Linked DNA regions of Homo sapiens: region 1 is linked to region 2. A link is a contact called in ENCODE Hi-C data. All regions are on one chromosome and are shown on one strand. Each heading gives the region's core, a stretch centred on a gene start or an enhancer-like site at or near the end of the contact. The rest is flanking DNA. Distances are from core to core; before and after follow the strand shown.

Region 1 (3,700 bases), core at 804-3,303, 280 kb after region 2:
GTGAATAGATTAAGGTATTTTCACACATGAATTCTATTAACATTTAAGACACTAAACAAAAGGGTCTGAGTGTTTCCTGTGGCACTAGCATTTAATTTTATCTTTTTTTTAGGACTGATTCTTTAAAATGAGGTTTTAGATACAGAGCATTTTCTTGCTCTTACAGAATTTGTGACGGTTCTACAAACTAAATGTGATGTGGAATTTGGCTACTGTATCTCAAAAAAGAGACATCTTTACAAACTGTAAAATAAATAAGCAAAAAGTTCATCCTGGGTAGAAAGATGTACATGTTAACTACTTAATCTAGGTCGGTGAAATACAACAGATTATACAATTTAAATATGATCCTGAAACACATAAAGTGAGAGGAACCTTAACCCCTAGTTTCTATAAATAAGAATCCCGAGATTCAAAGACAAAAGTGGTTTGCCCAAAGCAAAGCCAAGATACTTGTTAACTGTAAAGCTGTAATAGGAATTCACATCTGCAGATTCCCTGTTCAGAAATCTAGTTCTACATTAACTGTGACAGTTTTAATAAATCAAGGATAGAGAGAGGGTACCGGTTGCATCTGATAGTCATTGTTGTAGATTAAATGTAAGGTACCTAATGTTTATGGTATATTTCTCCAACAGGATATACAATCTGATATTAAGTATGAGGGACTTCGATAAACTTGGAGATGAAAAATCTATAACAGATATATTCCACTCAGAAACAGGTCATATTCAAAATCTCACTTGTAAGTAGTCTTTCCGAATTTGAAATTCCTTCCCCTGCCAAAGCAAAGTAACAGATTACGAGCTTATTTAACCATTAATAATTGTTGAAATAATGCGAACAGTATCCCAAGATGCACCCTGAACTGGGCGCAAATCCTTTTGAGTCCTGGACTCCCTGAAATGGTTGGATGCCTCCAGTGGAGCCCCAGAGACACTCAAACAGCAAGCCAGAGGGTTTTCTGCGTCAGGGATTCCTAAATCAGAGAGGCCTGTATTAAGGATATACGAAAAAATAATTAACCTTTTGAGGTCAAACCCACAGATGACAACCATGTCTTACCCACAAAAGTCTCCTGAACACAGCAGTGGAGTGATCAGTGAGGCCAGAACTGTCTGAACCTGAAATCCCGGCTCTTCTGGAATCAGAATTCAACGCTGCTAGGGAGAAGGATGAGTTAAACCCATCAAAGGTCTACACTCCCACTTTACACTCGAGAAGTGACTCCAATCTTTCTCAGATTTCCCCCATATGTGGCTTTCTAGTTTGGAAATAATATTCTATGTGGTGCACATTACTGATGCTCACACACTCCCAAAAAACTTTTTTAAAACAGTCATCTTAATAGTAATTTTGTAAATCTGGTGTGGATTTCTAGAAACCTCAGAGTCTAAACTGTCAAGGTATTGATGCGAGCAGGATTTGCAAATGTGGGGTTTAACAGCCTGATTTTCCTCGGACACCTGGGTGGCTTCAGGTGAATTCGGGTTTCTCACAAAATGAAGTCCCCTAAGTAAATTAAATCGCGTTCTCGAATCTTGGCCTCGGGGCAGGTGGTGGTGGTTAAAGAAGCTATGAAGGTTAGCGGCTTTCTCCAACCCCAAGAAGTCTCGCAGCTAGAGTGCGGCTAGTGTGCGGGCCCGAAGGAGACTCTGCTGCGGGAGGCCCGGCGAGCGCGCCCACCCGACCGGCTCTCGTGGACCCCGGCGCGCCTCCCTGCCCTCCCCGGGCCCGCCTCGCTCACCGAGGTGGCCGCCGACGATGGTGACGGCGATCTGGTCCATAAGCACCGCCCGGAAGCGCACGTCCTGCTCGGAGCAGCGCTGCCGGAGGGCGCGCAGGATCTGCACCTGCGGGTAGTCCTCGCGGATGCGCCGGTCCGTCAGGAACCAGAGCTGGGAGCACATGGCGGCCAGGGCGGTGCGCCCCGCGCGGCGCGGACCCCTCGGCGCCCCGGGCCGCTCGCTCAGTAGGGCGAGCGGAGGGGCGGCCGGCGTCCGGGGCGAGCGCGCCACGGCTCCGCTCCCGCGGGTGCGCCAGGCGTCTCTGCAGCCCTGACCCAGCGAATCCGCCCGGCCACTCAGCGCCGCCGTCGGCCCCGCCAGCCAATCAGCGCGCGGCGGCGGGCGCTGGCGGCTGCAGAAGCGACCCTGGCGGGCGGTGCCGGGGAAGGACGGCGGGTGGGGGGCTTGCGGCGGCGGGGGAAAGGACCCGGGGTTCCGGGGAGCGAGCCGCCGGCGGGCGCAGGCGAGGCGGAGGAGGGCAGCCCCGGCAGGCCCCGGACACCCGGTGGACGTGGCGCTGCGGGCTGGGGTGGGACAGCCGGAGCAGGAGGGGCCGGGGCGGCGGCCCTGTGAGGCTCGGAGGGTTTCCGAGCTGACGGGCCAGAGATGCGCAGTGGGCGGCGGATGCGTCTCCCAGGCGATCCCGGGCGCTCGGGGGCTGGGACACGGGCGGACGCCTGCTGAGCCCCGGACAGGGAGGGCCTCGGGGACGTCCCAAAGGAGATTCCGGGGTATGGCGAAGGTCACACGGCTAGGTCCCCAGTTGGACCCTAAAGCATTGGAAGGAGAGGGATTTCTCTGCCGAAATCCTAGCCTGAAGCCCCACGGGGGTGGGGGAGGATGTAGGAGAGGGGGAAGTTGAGTCTTACCCACCTCCCATTCAGATAATTTGAAAGTGCATTTCCTGGGGTCTCAGATTTTCTTACACTGGACATCCCCTCCTAGGTTTCAGCAGGTCTGAGCCTTCACAGACTCGAGGTCATAAAAAATTGACCTAGCATCCTTTTCAGTTAGAAGGACCACTGGCTGGTCTCCCTTCACCACTCCCGCTCTCCCCAGGCCATACAACTGAGTCATCTTTAAACACTGTCCTTGGTCCTGGCCAATTGCAAACCCTGCCTGCAGACAATAGTGTTTGAAGCCAGATTTTCCTTTCTAAATAACTGCAGGATTGAAGTTAGCCATTTTTGGAGACTGCATTTGCTCTTCCAGTTCATTAAAATATGCCTTTTTTTAATTTCTTTTTTGGCTTAGGGAAGCAAGAGTAGTTTCAAGGTAGACCCAGCAATGGCAACTTAGAAATGGGGTAAGTTGTCTCAGGGAAGGCACAGGCTTCTCTGTAAATATTGTGCAGGTGTGTGCATTTACTCACTAAGATGAGCCTATAGGAAAGTTCTGTATACTGGAATTTCAAAAGTTATTTTTCAAGCAATGTTTTTCTTTTTTTTTTTTTTTTTTTTTTTTGAGACGGAGTCTCGCTCTGTGGCCCAGGCTGGAGTGCTGTGGCGCGATCTCGGCTCACTGCAAGCTCTGCCTGCCGGGTTCATGCCGTTCTCCTGCCTCAGCCTCCGGAGTAGCTGGGACTACAGGAGCCCGCCAGTACGCCTGGCTAATTTTTTGTATTTTTTAGTAGAGACGGGGTTTCACCGTGTTAGCCAGGATGGTCTCGATCTCCTGACCTCGTGATCCACCCGCCTCGGCCTCCCAAAGTGCTGGGATTACAGGCGTGAGCCACCGCGCCTGGCCTTTTCAAGCAATCTTAAGTAAGTATTTTGATGTTGCAAAATATCTCCTCCCCCGTTCTATGAATGTATTTTCTTAAAGTAACAATAGTGCCCTATGGATTGGTAACTTTCAAAACTATTTTATGGCAAAAGACAAAATTACAACAAATTTAGTTATAGATTGAATTG
Region 2 (3,820 bases), core at 1,112-3,611:
AACGTTGATTTCAAAATACACTATCACTTTGGCTATTATAAAATCATTACTCTTAGCTGGGTGCGGTAGCTCACGCCTGTAATCCCAGCAGTTTGGGAGGCCGAGGCAGGCAGATCACATGAGGCCAGGAGTTTGAGACCAGCCTGGCCAACATGGCAAAACCCCGTCTCTACTAAAAATACAAAAATTAGCCGAGCGTGGTGGCACATGCCTGTAGTCCTGGCTACTCGGGAGGCTGAGGCAGAAGAATTGCTTGAACCCAGGAGGCGGAGGTTGCAGTGAGCCAAGATCATGCCACTGCACTTTAGCCTGGGCGACAGAGTGGGACTCTGTCTCAAAAAAACAAAACAAAACAAAAAAAACCTGAAGATTATTCTTTTCCTGAATGATTAAGCTGAAAGGATAATTAACCATAAAAAAGGATTTTCGTTATAAATTAGGGCATGTTAGAGTTGATCAAGTGCATGATCTGGTACCTGAACAGTAATAAGAAGAAGGGGCTGAAAGCTTACTTGCCAAAGCAAAAGGCAGAGCAAGGGTTTGATGTAAATTTGGGGGAAAGAACTACAGAGAATTTATGTGAAATGTACTGCTAAACATGTAAGGGCTTAACAACTGTTAGCTATTACCCCTAGGGAGGGTCCTTAACCTTTCTTATCCTCAGTTTCCTCCTCTGTAGAATGCAGATCACCCATACCACTTCACAGGAGTCTTACTGGGGATTAGAGACCCAAAGCTCTAAAGCTGTGATATAATTATGTGCTAACATTGTTACTAACCACAGTGAGGCCATGAGAAAGATTCTATATTGAAATGAGACTAAGTGTTGACATACTCCACTCCCCAGGAAATATGATTATCCTTGGACAATCATATATGATCATTTTAGGAATTAGTTATAAATATCAACCAGCAGGATATATTATATGCACTTTAGGATTACAAGTGTACTTTTTAAAAAATCTGCATTCGCACAAACAAGTGCATGAAAAAGACAAGATATTGTAAAGATGAGTAGTTTCTGTTTTAAAGACCTAAGAAGTGGGGGAGTGTAAGTAGAGTTAGAACATTTAATAAATCTTCAGTTGTTGAGTCCACAAAAACATTTCTTCTCAAGAAATGTAAGAATTACCCTCTGGTTTTATTTTCCTCTAAAGAGCCTAATCCCCCAGGAAATATTTCTGAAAGACTCCAGGATGGCTTGCCAAGAGCCTTACCTGTGGAAGGTGCTTCCTTTGTATCCTATTGGAACCCCATCTTTCCTATAACCGAAAAGAAAGAGACTTGGAGTGACAGCAGGTAGCACAAGGCCTTTCCAGTTTACCATGCACTGGAGCCAAAAGGACTCTCCTAAAGATGGTTGACAGACATAAAGAAGGCAAATAAACTAGGGACAGACCCTTGGGGCATTACCTTCTATCACTGTCACCAGCAATCATTCAAGGCCAGCAGGTGGTTCACCGATACCCTCACTGCAGCCCCAGAACACCCCTCTGGAGCAGGCAAAGAAGTCAAACACATCTGAAACTGACCTGAATTCTCCGGTGCAGAACTGCCTGAAAGGGACAAAAAATGAATGATTCAATCACTATGATGTCACAGTCGTGAGCGCCTCTAAATACGGGAAAGAATAAACACTGGAGCCAGCAAGTCCACCAATCGGCCAGCCAGACGTCCAGACACGCAGTCACACAGACTAACAACGTAAATTAACACGGGAACAATCCAAACGGCAACCAGACAGAGCAATGCATGGAGGAATCAGGTCTCAAGAGCAGTGAGCGGACGGACAGAGGTAGACAGGCTATTTCAGGCGGCTGACTGGAGCCCGACTTCTGCCTCAGCTAATCCAGCGGAGCTGGAGCACGTCCTTACCTAAAGTTCTCGGCCGTCTTAGGCACAACGTCTGCAAAGAGCTCGATCTTCATGCGGCCAACTTCCTGCAATCAGCGGGAGAGTGTCAGAAGGCCCAGTCCAAGACCATGAGGGCTTCACGGAGCAGGGGGCATGATGGGCTGACCCACCACCCTGCCGCTCGGTATCTCCCACCTCCGCCTCCCTAGTCTAACCGCCCAGTTCCTCCAGAAGCGGGGCGCTAGGATTGGGGAGACTCCTCCTCCTCCTTTCCCCCCGCCCGGCAGGTCGGTAGGTTCGGGTGCAATTTCACTTTCTGGCTGGCTTCCCGAGTCCGCTCTCTCTGGGTGAGTTCTGCCTGCCTAGCCCCGAGCAGTTTCCCTTCGGCGCAGGTGTGGGCAGCCTCCTGGATCTCACCTGACCGCCAATACTGACATCAAAGAACACCACGGGGTTAACAGGACTTGAATTTGCCACCGCCATGGCTCCGACCCGGAAGCAGAAGTCGGGAGCGTGGGATTCCGGCGAACCTAAAGCCCGGTCCGCGGATTTCGTCCGGGGAGCAGGCGCGGTAGACGTGGAGCGAGACCAGGCTCCGCCCCCGGAAGCTGTCGCCCCGTGCGGTGTGTGCTGAGACTGCTAGGGTCTAGCTGAGAGACTCTGCCTGGCACTGGGGACGCGGGAGTGAGGAGGAGGAAAGCCTTGACATCTTTTTGGTTAAGGTCAATGGTCACCCCACTCACGTGGCTGTACTAAGGGCAGTACAAGTTGATCTTGCTCTAGCTAGGACTTTTGGACTAGGCAGTCGCCAGGGTCCTCCTTATCGGCTCTTGCAGCCAAGCCCTCTGCACCGCCACACGTGCTGTCTGTCTTCTGCCCGCTAGTGTGAACACCGTGAAGGCAGGAACTCTGGTTTGTTCATCCTCAGCGTTTAGAACAGCTTGGCACGTACAGGCTTGCTAAGTAAATATCCCTTCCTCTAAGTCAGGACAATAGATAATGTTTGTTCTGCCACAAAAGCTACCAGTTTTGTCATTTCCAATTCATTTCCCATAAAGCAACTAGAGTTTTTTATTTTTTATTTTTAAAATAACTCTTGTGCTTCCTATTTATTTTAAAAATAACTCCTGGCTTCCCATATTTAGAATAAAATCCAATTCCGTGCATACGAAGCCCTACAGTGCATTTATCTGGCTATCACGTACCTGACCTCATCTTGTACCACTTGCCCTTAGTTACTGTGCTCTGACCTGTCTGTTCCTCCAGGTCACTGAGATCCCTCCTCTCTTTAGGGCTTTGTAATAGCTGTTACTTCTGTCTGAAATATTCCTTCCAGAACTTAATGTGGGTTGGCGGGGGATTGTGGGGGTTGGTTGGGGTATGCGTGTGGGAAGTAATGCTCCTTGTAGTTCAGGGCTCACCCCAGATGTTACCTCCTGAGAGGCAACATTAGACCTAATCTAAAGTAGCCCTTGGTCATTCAGATCACTGGTTTGTTTTCTTCATGCCACCCCCACTTCCACATTATCTTCGTATGGTATGTGTCTACACCTCATTTCCTGCCACACACACATAATCTTCCTCCCTGATAGCATATAAACTCCATGAAAGTAGAGACTCTCCTGGTCCTATTCGCAGCTGTAGCTGCAATGTCGCCTACTGAATAGCATATAGTAGGTATTCAATAAATAATAGATGCAATGAATTTAGTGAAAGAAGGGGACCTTGGGCAAGGCTCATTCAATATAACAGCATGCATTTAATAAAATAGTTATTATTTCCTAGTTCCTATGATCATCTTTCTAGCTCTGTTGTCTGAGAAAGCAAGGATTACATATAAAAATACAGTGTGTCTCAATGTAAAGGGTCATTTTTATTTCTGGTTACTGATCCTCTCCTCTTGGTCTCCTCCAACTGAAAAAGAAGAAAGGGGAGGAGGGGGAAAAGGAACAGCAGCAGTCACGCT

The links. A loop is a pair of places that touch in the nucleus more often than their neighbours do. Pooled maps may share reads with other maps.
Region 1: a loop to region 2 is called in a pooled map, with 9 times the contacts of the local background. The contact joins the promoter of RIMKLA here to the promoter of PPIH in region 2. A Hi-C loop is called at or near these places in 1 of 168 maps with a recorded cell type or tissue (breast epithelium) and 7 of 50 pooled maps.

The regions. Positions count from the first base shown.
Region 1 is chr1:42,379,145-42,382,844 of GRCh38, reverse strand. It overlaps RIMKLA (ribosomal modification protein rimK like family member A), which reads right to left and starts at 2,053. Exons shown (of 5, transcript NM_173642.4): 1 at 1,748-2,053. The coding sequence starts at 1,910. RefSeq lists silencers at 1,837-2,056, 2,137-2,256, 2,267-2,446.
Region 2 is chr1:42,656,964-42,660,783 of GRCh38, reverse strand. PPIH (peptidylprolyl isomerase H) reads right to left here and starts at 2,361. Exons shown (of 10, transcript NM_006347.4): 1 at 2,272-2,361; 2 at 1,876-1,940; 3 at 1,533-1,556; 4 at 1,218-1,262. The coding sequence starts at 2,337. CCDC30 (coiled-coil domain containing 30) reads right to left here. Exons shown (of 21, transcript NM_001395517.1): 21 at 3,594-3,820. The region is part of intron 1 of LOC124904162 (a long non-coding RNA gene); the gene reads left to right.